2 separate regions of the Mus musculus genome follow, and region 1 is linked to region 2. Evidence: chromatin loops called from intact Hi-C (ENCODE). Cell type or tissue: heart. All regions are shown on one strand. Each heading gives the region's core, and the rest is flanking DNA. Links, peaks and the distances in the headings are about the cores only. Region 1 overlaps Ppm1d (protein phosphatase 1D magnesium-dependent, delta isoform). Region 2 holds the start of 1700125H20Rik (RIKEN cDNA 1700125H20 gene).

The links. A loop is a pair of places that touch in the nucleus more often than their neighbours do. Peaks named below come from ENCODE experiments on the same cell type or tissue, not always from the same donor. Only the 100,000 strongest peaks of a DNase experiment are listed, where the experiment ranks them.
Region 1: a loop joins it to region 2, with 2.8 times the contacts of the local background. A loop is called at or near these places in 10 of 42 quality-filtered maps.

Annotation. Positions count from the first base shown.
Region 1 is chr11:85,332,164-85,337,539 of GRCm38, reverse strand. It overlaps Ppm1d (protein phosphatase 1D magnesium-dependent, delta isoform), which reads right to left. Exons shown (of 6, transcript NM_016910.3): 3 at 5,165-5,289; 4 at 285-475. Among named protein-coding and RNA genes, the nearest start is that of Bcas3, 18 kb to the left of the region's middle. In heart, for the core only: a CTCF peak has its summit at 2,484; a DNase peak (open chromatin) is centred at 2,529.
Region 2 is chr11:85,167,353-85,172,728 of GRCm38, reverse strand. 1700125H20Rik (RIKEN cDNA 1700125H20 gene) reads right to left here and starts at 1,633. Exons shown (of 6, transcript NM_028589.1): 1 at 1,502-1,633. The coding sequence starts at 1,552. In heart, for the core only: no CTCF peak of the experiment used is centred there; a DNase peak (open chromatin) is centred at 2,478; H3K4me3 peaks cover 800 bases; H3K27ac peaks cover 784 bases.

The DNA.
Region 1 (5,376 bases), core at 199-5,198, 160 kb before region 2:
GCCAGAAAACAAACATTACTTCACATGTTATGCTAAGTGAATGCTAGATTTAAAAGGCCATTTGGTATATGATCATATGTATAGGAAAAATCCAAAGTAGGCAAGTCCATAAAAACAGAAAAGCCCAGAGGTTGCAAGGCATATAGGAAAGGAGAAAAGTCACTGGGAATGGTTATGAATTTATTCAGAGCAATGATACGACACAAGACAAACCTCCTTAGCTAGACTCACAGCCATGGACAACAAGACCACAACACTCCAGACAACGTCAAACCACTTCTCACCATCAAGTATTTTTTCTCCTCTTGGTCTTGGCACATGGAGATGGCATCTTGAGGTGGAACCATATTCCAAAGTCCATCACTTCCCAGGATAATATACTTGTGCTTCCGGGGGTCAAGAGTGTGGACACTGGTGTCTGGTTCAGGTGACACCACAAACTTACCACTGAAGAAATCATAGCTCCACAAGTCACCTAGGGAAAGGGGGCAGAAGAAGCACTATTACTTTCAAGAGAGGCACATCACTGACTAAAGGACAGTCCCTAGTCTGTTCCTATAGGTGCACAACAACTGACAATATTTAAAACCCATACAATCACACTAGGGACAAGAGAATTCCCTCGACATGCTCAAGAACCAGCATGGGGATTTGCAGCAAACGCCCTCCGTAACCTTCAAGTAGGGCTAAAGAAAACTGCAAAGCGAACTAAGCACTCTCAGAATACCCGTGTTTTCTCTCATTTGTGGTTCTGAGATTTTAAGCAGATATATAAGTTCATGTATTTATAGAATGAAGTTAGAAATGAAACTATCTAGGGGAAACATTGGGGACTAGTGAAAGAGGGATGTCAGGAATGAGATAGGAGGACGTGCTGAACAATATACCCAAAGTACAAAAACACTTAAATAAAAATGACCTGCTGTAGGTTAAGGTCAGGGCTTGTAACCCTGTACAATTTAAATACCAATGAAAAAATATAAATCAAAACTATGCCGTGGGGTAGAGATATGCATCAGAAATAAGTGTACTTGCATAGAACGTACAAAGACGTAGGTTTGAGCCCCAGAATCAGGAAAATAATTAAGGACATAACTTCTTGAACAACAACAAAAGAATACTATGTCTTGACTGCCACCTTTCTCCCAATACTACGCTGGAGTTCTTTCTCAGCCCAGTAGGATGATTAAAAACACAGATGAATTGAATAGGAGGAAATTATTCATGGGTAATTTCATTGCACAAAGAAAACCAAATAAGTTATTAAAGCTAAGTATAATAGCACACACACCGAATCCCACTCTTCTGAGGAATGGGGGAGGAGGGTTGATTCCAAGTTTGAGCCAGCCATGGCAACTCAGTAGGACCCCATTATGAAATTAAAAAGGACTCACAGTGCAGCTCAGCAGCAGAATGCTTGCTAGCATATGAGGCCCTGGGTTCAAACCCCAGCACCACAAACAGCCCTGCAAGCTTGTTAAACCCAACAGAGAGAAGTCAATATATACATATATACATATATGGTTTTTGAGACAGGGTCTCTCTGTATAGCCTGGCTGTCCTGGAACTCACTTTGCAGACCAAGATGACATCAAACTCAGAGATTTGCCTTGCCTCTCCCTCCCAAGTACACACACCAACAAGTTTAGAATAAATATTTTAAAATGAAGCATGGTTGACATTTGCTTTTGAATGACTATCATCTTCTCAGCCCACTTCCACCCCTAGAGAATGCCTTTTTCTTTCTTAATTAAATATAGAGAATATAGATTTAATAGGCACTGGGCCAGTGAGAAGGTTCAGTAGCTAAGGGTGACTGACATCCTGAGCTTGATCCTCTGGACCCACATACTAGAAGGACAGAACTGTCTCTCAAAAGTTGTCCTCTGACCTCTGCATGTATGCGGTGGCATGAATGCACACACACAAATGCATAAATAAATGAAAAAATTATAAAGAACAGGCATTAAGAAGACAGAGGGGTTGGAGAGTTGGCTCAGTAGTTAAGAACACACTGGCTGTTCTTCCAGAGGATCATAGTTCAAGTCCCAGTATCCACATGATGGCTCACAGCCAACAATAACTCTAGTCTCATGGGATCTGAAACCCTCTTCTGGCCTCTAAGGGCACACTGCACATATACATGTTGCAGACACATATGTGTAAGGAAAATAGCCATACACATAAAATTTGTTAAAAAGAAAGAAATTTAAAGCAGGCTAAAGAAGAGGCACTTAGGAAAAGGGCAGAACACACATTCCCAAGATACAGATGACAAGCTAAGAGAGTTATCTGAAAAGTACTTGAGATTGGGGTTTGAAATTGCTTTGAATTCATTAGTAAAAATCCCTAGAGTCTAAAAATTTTAATTCATCACGACATACTTATAGCCAGCTCCCTAATAGCATCACAGGATGTCTTTTCTGTAGATCAAAGGGGAAGCCTTGGGAACTGGCAGCTGCTTGCCTGCTGGCGGTCATGCCCCTTTGCATCAGTAGAGGGTGCTGAAAGGACACCAGGAGCGCTCCTCTGGTTCCAGGGCTTGCTCCCAGAACACCTGACAGCTCACAAGTCCAAGTATCAGCAACTGTCAGACCACTAACCAACTTCCCCAAACGGTCATCAACTCTGTGGCCACTGGCCTCCCCCCTGTGGCTGACCTACCACAAGGATTCCCAATACCTGCTTCAGTGATCTAGTATCAAAACTATAATCAAAATAACCTTTTATGACATAAATGTTGAGGTGAGTCATGGTGAGTAGTCACTGACTATAATAGCAGCACTTGTGAGGTAGAGGCAGGAGAATCAGGAGTTTAAAGACAGCTCAGGGGCTGGAGAGATGGCTCAGTGGTTAAAAGCACCGACTGCTCTTCCAGGGGTTCTGAGTTCAAATCCCAGCAACCAGAGGGTGGCTCACAACCACCTGTAATGGGATCCAATGCCCTCTTCTGGTATGTATGAAGAGAGCAATGGTGTACTCATATAGAAGGAAGGAAGGAAGGAAGGAAGGAAGGAAGGAAGGAAGGAAGGAAGAGAGGAGAGAGCAAGCTCAACTACATACCCAATTCTTCACGTCAGCCTGTGCTATAAGAGACCCCATCTAAAAAAATTTTTTTTTAATTTTTTATAAAATGACTAGAGAGAATGGGTCAGTGAGTGATTTGGTGGGTAAAAGGACTTGCACCAAGCCTGACATCCTAAAATAAATCCCCAGCACACAAATGATGGAAAAAAAAATTCTTGAAGATGGTCTCAAACCTCCTTAAGAGCACTGTGGCATGCGTATAGCTGCATAATTTTCATTCCCAGCCTAAAGACCATGATACTCTTAGTACACCTGTGTCTTGAAACTCATCATGGCTACCTCACCAACTCAAGCCTTTTTGCTTATTTTTGAGACAGGGTGTCTTGTATGCCAATAGATCTTGACTCAGAGTCATTATGTAGCTGAAGAAGACCTTAAACTTCTGATCCTTCTGCCTCCACCTCCCAAGTCCTGGGATTGCATGTGTGCACTCTGACAGCTCGTTTATTCAGTACTGGGATGTAACACAGGCTGTGTGATGCTAGGCAGGTACTCTAGCATCTGAGCCACATGCCCAGCCTAATTCCAGCACTGTGATAATTTCTGATAACACTATATCATCTTTCCCACATCGGGATCCACTTCTGAAATATTTTTCACAAAACTAGTCCACTCTCCACTTTCCAGATGGAGCTAACACAATACTTCCTAAAAGTGGCATTTCTATCACAATGTATAAAGTATTTTTTTCTTTCTAAAAAAGTTTTTTAAAAAAATCAGCACTGTCTCTTTCTTTCAAGGGATTTCCTGGTGTAAAATTACTTCATTTACTTCTTCACTGTCTTCACTCCCAGCTGCAAGGCATTGTTCCATGACAGCAGTCTTCTGCATTACACATCCAAGGCTTACCAAAACACCTGACACTAGGGGACTCAGCTATCTACTTAAAGAAAACAAACTTATTTCCTCATAGAATTTTTTTTATTCATTTTTATTTTATGTGCATTGGTGTTTTGCCTCCATATATATCTGTATGAGGATGTAATATCCCCTGTAACTGGAATTACAGACAGTTGTGAGCTGTCGTATAGATTCTGGGAATTGAAATAGGGTTTTTTGGAAGAGCAGGCAATGCTCTTAACTGCTAAGCCGTATCCCAGCCCCAAGAGTTTTCTTTAGAAAAACTACCCCTATGTAGAAGAGGCAAAGCAGGTATTTCATTAGTTCTGACTCAGGAGTCTCAGCTACACATCGTGATAACACCTGTAGTTCCAGGCAGTTGGGAAAGAGAGAAAGGATGTTCATTATGAGAACAAGGCTATGGGGGCCGTACATTTATATCAGGCCAGCCTGGGCTACAATGAGATCTCAAGAATAAAACAAAACAAGAATACTTCTCCCATGCAGTCCCCCCTACTCTTAGGAGTTCTCTCTCAATTTTCCATAAAAAAATCAATGTTCATCCTGTTCAAAAAAAAAAAAAAAAAATCTAGTCTTCATTCTAAAACCAGAAGACTAGGAAAAAATTATTTTCATTTTGGCATGAACAATTTATTTTGCTAAAGAAAAACAGACAAACAAGCAAACTAACAAACAAAAAACTTCTGAAGCTTAAGAATACTAAGGGCTAGCCAGGCAGTGGTGGCACATGCCTTTAATCCCAGCACTTGGAAGGCAGAGGCAGGCAGATTTCTGAGTTCAAGGCCAGCCTGGTCTACAGAGTGAGTTCTAGTACAGCCAGGGAAACACAGAGAAACCCTGTCTCGGAAAAAAAAAAGGAACACTAAGGGCTGACATGAACAAGAATATTGAAAATGGTTTATAATCATAGCATGAAGCCTGGACAGGCATGCAGGTATATAGGTATCTGATGAGTACTGGCAGATTCTGAGATCTCTGAGTATTCCTAAGTACAGAGGAAAACAAGTAAGACCGCAGACATTAATCTTAAGAAAGAGCAAGCAGTGCTGAAATACAGGCTTTACCTCTTCCCTCGCATTTAAAATACTGTCATGCAGTTTCATCATCTCTAATCTCACCATGTAAGGTCTCATCTCTCCATAGCATCTTTCCTCTCACCACTGTATAGAGCAGAAATAAATACAACATGATTTTACCAAATGTAAGTCCATCTTACCAAGCGCTCTTGCTACAGCCAGAAAAGGAATCTGGTCAATGACTGTGCTCCTTCTGACAGGTCCACTGTGAGTGAGCCGGGGCCTTTTCCAAACTACTCGGTTCACTCCAGACTTGTTCATCACACTAGAAAGTGAACAGAGTCGTAAGCAGTGTAAATGATTAAAATACAACTAAGCCTGACATGTTAGGAATTCATACAATGAGACTATA
Region 2 (5,376 bases), core at 239-5,238:
TCTCTCTCTCTCTCTCTCTCCCTCCCTCTCTCAAAACATTGCCAGGTCAGTGAGTCTGGCCCAAAAGACCCCATCTTTGAAAACCTCTCCTTGGAAAACCTAAAATATTTTACCTATTTCTTTCATAATTATTCTTGGCTATACTGAGAAACATTGTAAAGCTCTTGATAAACATTTACTAATTTTCTTTTCCCACAAAGACTGTGAGGTTAGCTACCATTTCCTCTGGTTATAACTGAGAACTCCCAGGCACAGAAAGAATTCTGTGACTCCTCAGGGGGATGGGCAACAACCATGTTTCCTTTCTTTTCTTCTTCTTCTTCTTCTTTTTTTTTTTTTTTTTTTTTTTTTTTTTTTTTTTTTTTTTTGGTTTTTTGAGACACAGTTTCTCTGTGTAGCCCTGGCTGTCCTGGAACTCACTCTGTAGATCAGGCTGGCCTCGAACTCAGAGATCTGCCTGCCTTTGCCTCCTGAGTGCTGGGATTAAAGGTGTGTACCACCATGCCCGGCCCATGTCTCCTTTCATTTGGACATACCGAGGTGCCAGGCCAATGTCTATGCATCTCTAAATGTTAGCATCATGGCATGCATGAAGGGCACCCGGTAAAGGGTGGTGGTGGTAACAAGGGACTTGTGACACAAAGTGAAGCAAAGGGAACTGAAAACTAGTGGTGACAAAGGGTCTGAAATATTACTGATTTAGCACAGGATTATTAGACTGGTGTTAACTGGGTTTGAAACTTAAAGTTTCTTGTCTTTTTTCATTTTTGTTTGCTTGTGTTTTGGGATTTTTGTTTGTTGTTTAGGATTTTTTGTTTGCTTGCTTTTTTTCCTCCCCCAAACAATGAAACCACTTTCTCTGTGCAGCCCTAGCCGTCCTGGAACTCACTCTGTAGACCAGGCTGGTCTTGAATTCACAGAGCTCCATCTGCCTCTGCCTCCTAAGTGCTAGGGTTAAACTCACATTTTCAAAGCCTCTCAGAACAATTGGATTACTTGCCGTTGGAGTTCAGGAGAGGAAGAGCCACACTCAGAGCACTCTGAAGGGAAGCTAGGTAAAGTAGGTACAGGACAGGTTCCCCCCAACTGTAGAGAGTGGGGGACTTTGGCTAACTCCATAAACACAGCACATAACTGAACAGAGACCGTAACACATACGTGTGCTCACATGGACATGGGTAACCCTTTATAACTAATGATCAAATGGGACTTCTCACTGTCTTGACAGAAACACAGCTTTGATAAACACGTTTCCTACTTGCTTACCCCTGCTTTGCGGCTCTGGGGAGTCAAACCCAGGACTAGGGCAGGCAAGCTCTCTACTCCTGAGCTACACCCTGGCCCAACTGTCTGAAGGAATTGTGTTCTCTTGTTCTTTGGGGCTTTTGCCAACCCACATACTCCACCATTTTCTCATCTTGTCTCCTTCCTTGAATTTCATGTTCGTGGCTTTCCAAAACCAGCCCTTCCCTGGTTCCCTCACATCCCAGCCTCACTTCACCTTCTCTAGTGGCTTGTCTCCTTCACCCCCTTGCCAATCTGAGGCTTCCATCTCAACAGCTGGGTGGGCAGACACCAGGATAGCACAGTCTCAGGTTCCCCACAGACTTCTAACTTACTGCTTCTGTGACCTGAGTGCCCCAGGTAGTGGGCAGGTTGGCTCCAGAACTCGGAGCAAAACCATGGCAACTGCCAACACAGAGCTCAGGCCCCTCTCTACCCTGTTCACTCATGCCTCAGGGTGGCAGCCAACTATCTCCTTCAGCTGGGATCTGGACTAGGTAAGTCAGTGAGCCACGTGTGCTGTCCCCCCCACCCCACTTTTTTTTGGGGGGGTTGTGTGTCAGTGCTTACAGCTGACTAGGACCAAATGGCACACCTCTGGCCAGAAGCTATTGATTTTAAACCTCGGTAAAGTTTCTGAAGTAATTTTCCTGGATGGACACCACTCCGCAGTTATTCCGGAGGCTTATTGAGAGAGAAAGTGTGTGTATTGGGGGCGCGGGGGCGGGGAGGGGAGAGTTGTAACAGTCTTTTCCAGAACAAAGGACTAAAAGGTGTGCTGAAAGAGAGAATGGAATATAATAAATCTCTACTGAAATACACTGCTAGCGCCCTGTAGCCATCTAGTTAATAAATGATTGTGTGGAGTGATGTTTGGGTTGCTTTAAGGGCACTTACAAAAGTACCAGCTGGCATGTATTTCATTAATCTCACCAAAACCTTCCTGGGAGTAGGTGCCAAGTAGTGACCCTGTTTCATAATGAGCCTGGGTAGCCGAGGTCCTATCACTTGCCTTAAGTCAGTGGCCACTGAAACAGAAGTAAGGCTTTTGGTTGGATTCGGAGTGCTCTGGCTTCTCCAGCATGCCAGCGGGAGGCCGGGGCGACCGAGCAAACACTTATCAGCAGTGTCTTGAGCTGCAGGCATGGTTCCGGCTGATGGGTGCTCAGCCGCTCGGTCAGGACAAGCTTTGTCCCTAGCAGGGCACCAGCGCCCCCTCGTGTCTTTCCCCAGCTAGCGTAGCGAGTTGCCCGGTGTAAAAGACCGTTGCAGCTGCAGTTTATCCATTTAAGCCATGTTTCCCCTGGAACGCTGGGTTCCATCTCCAGGGCCTCTTGGATGTCGCTCAGTTTGATCATGTTCTCCCTATTCTTTGGTGGCCTCTGGGTCAGCCAATAGAACTTCCCTCTGTCCATCTAGCCTCACAGGTCAGGACATGGCAGCTCTTACCAGCTCCAAGGCTGGACAGGCCAGGAGACCCTGGGGTTTGGGGCGAGTTCCTTTTCTGTCCAGAAATAAACTATTCTCTGTACTATTATGTTTAGCAAATTGTGGAGAGGAGATGGGGACAATCAAAGTCCCTACTTCTCTGCTTCACTTTGGAAGACCTGCTCCCTGAGGATTATTTCACAGCTAAGGACAACCATGTTGGTAAGAGGAAGGCAAAAGAAAGCCTCCTAGACACTCTATAAAATTGTCAGTAAACAATGTGTTTGAAAATGTAGAACATGCATTACCTCTGTCCATCCTGGGGAGAGCCTTAAGGAGAAAAAAATTGACAATAGTGGCATTCTGAAGATGTCACTAGGATAAATAAAATGTTATGTCACATATCTGTCCCCCGTGTCCAAGTGCTATTCTACGCCTAAAGCTCCTGAGCTGAGAGCAGCAGCATGTGCACACGGTTCCGTTTTTGAATATGCACTAAAAAGGTGTTGGAGTATATGCTCCAAAAGCCCCCAGGGGATGGCCCTCATTCTGCTTCCTCTGTCCTGCTGCTAAGCTGGCCAGGGCGGGACCTTGTAATAGTCGTGTCCAGGAAGGCACAAGACCTAGGACTGTTGTAAGGTCAAGGCCAGTCTGGACAACACAGCACAATTTTGTCTCAAAAAACAAAACTTAAAAATGTATTATGAAGAGACAGTGGAAAGACTGGAGTGGGAGGACAAACTAGGAGGGGGATAGTTGGCAGAGTGCTTTCTTATCACGCAGAATGTCCTGGGTTTCATGCCCAGCACTACAGAAACCAGACGCACATGCCTGTAATCTCAGCATTCTGGAGAAGGGAGAAGACTATTACAAGTTCAAGTCCAGCCTGGCCTATTGTCAGTACAGATTCAGTTTTAGTCACCCAGACTACATGGATATTCTGTCTCAACAAATAAACAAACAAACAAACAAAACCCCAAACCCCCAAAATTGTCACATACATCATCCAAAAGTGGCATGAGATATGAAATAACACTGAAAAAAATTTTAAAAAGATTTGAATAAACACATACATGTGTATATTACTTGTATATACACACACCTACATTTGAAAAAGAAACAGATGTTTTAAAAACAAAAGGCTTAGCTATTCTGGTCTCTTCATTCACTCTCTTCTCCAACCCCTTTCACTCCAAAAGCCTCCAGTAAGTCCCAAGCTCTGCATGGCTGCCCTATTTACATGATGGCTTACTCTCAAGCCTGGGGAGTAGCCTGAACCGACAATTGATAACAGCCAGAGAAGTGGCTCAAATACAACTGTAAGTAAAACCAAACACAAATCCATTGCTTTTGGGAAACATTCAAAATTCAATTGGTCAGAATAAAATTTTTCTGTAGGGCAAGTTAACTCATCTAACAGTGTTATTCATTGCAACATATATTTCTAAAAGCTATAAATCATGGGATAGTGAGATGGTTCAGTGGATAAGGGCTTTGCCTCCAAGTGTGATGACAGCCTGAGTTTGACCACTAGGACCCACATGTGCAAGCAAAGAATCAACCCTCCAAATTGTCCTTTGGCCAGATGGTGGTGGCACATGCCTTTAGTCCCAGAACTTGGGAGACAGAGGCAGGAGGATCTCTGTCTTTGAACCCAGCCAGGTCTACAAATCAAGTTTCAGGACAGCCAGTGATGCACAGAGAAACTCTGTCTCAAAAAACAAAACAAAAATTGTCCTCTGATCTACACACACACACACACACACACACACACACCTCCCCACAAAGTGTTTTTTAAACCTACTCACCAGGTTTATTAGATATCTGTGAGGTGGGTGAGAGCTGAGGCCTGTTAGTTTGCCCACAGTTCATTTTATACAGGTTGGCATTCTTTACTACATAGACTGGCCTCATAGTAATTATATGTTACTCCCTACCATAGGTCCACAAAACAGAGCTTCCAATTTTCTTGTTATATTATTTGAATTAAGCATAGAAAGCAGTTCTTAGTATCTCCTTGAACTTTGCATCACAGATCTGAAGATCCGTTTCTCTCCTCTTCTAAGTGGCACAGAAACTTTTTATTCCCGCAAAGAACTCTTCTCTATCTCTTTCCTTAATGAGAAACTCAAGGGTATCTTTAGAATTGCTAAAGAAGGTGTTTTGATTATAAGGCAAATGATTCAATTGTGTAACTAAAGTTTTATCAAAACCCCTAGAAAAGGAAGGCATTCAATTCTTATCACGGTTGTAGCACTGTATCAGCAAACCTTGTGGACTGCTCCCAGACAAGGCCTTGGCACCCCTACTCCAAGGTCACCAGGGTCTGAATCATTACTTAAGTAGGGCTTGAGGGAATCAAGAAAGCTCTGAAACTGTATGTGAGAACTCATTAAAGACTTAGGAAGCAGGCTCCAACAGCTATAATCTAGGTATGTGCACCTTTCAACAGTGGTTTGGAGGATTAGGTAGGTCTTTAAGTCTAAGTCATGGAAGCCCTCAAACAGAGGCACTGAAGAGTACCCCATTCAGGCTCGTGTTGAGAGGAGAGGTGCAGGGGAAGACTGCAAGATTGGCAATCTAACTAACCGTAGTTCAGCCTCAAATCAAGTATCTGGGGATTAAAGTAAGTCCAGAGCTTTCATGACCACATACAGTGAAGTT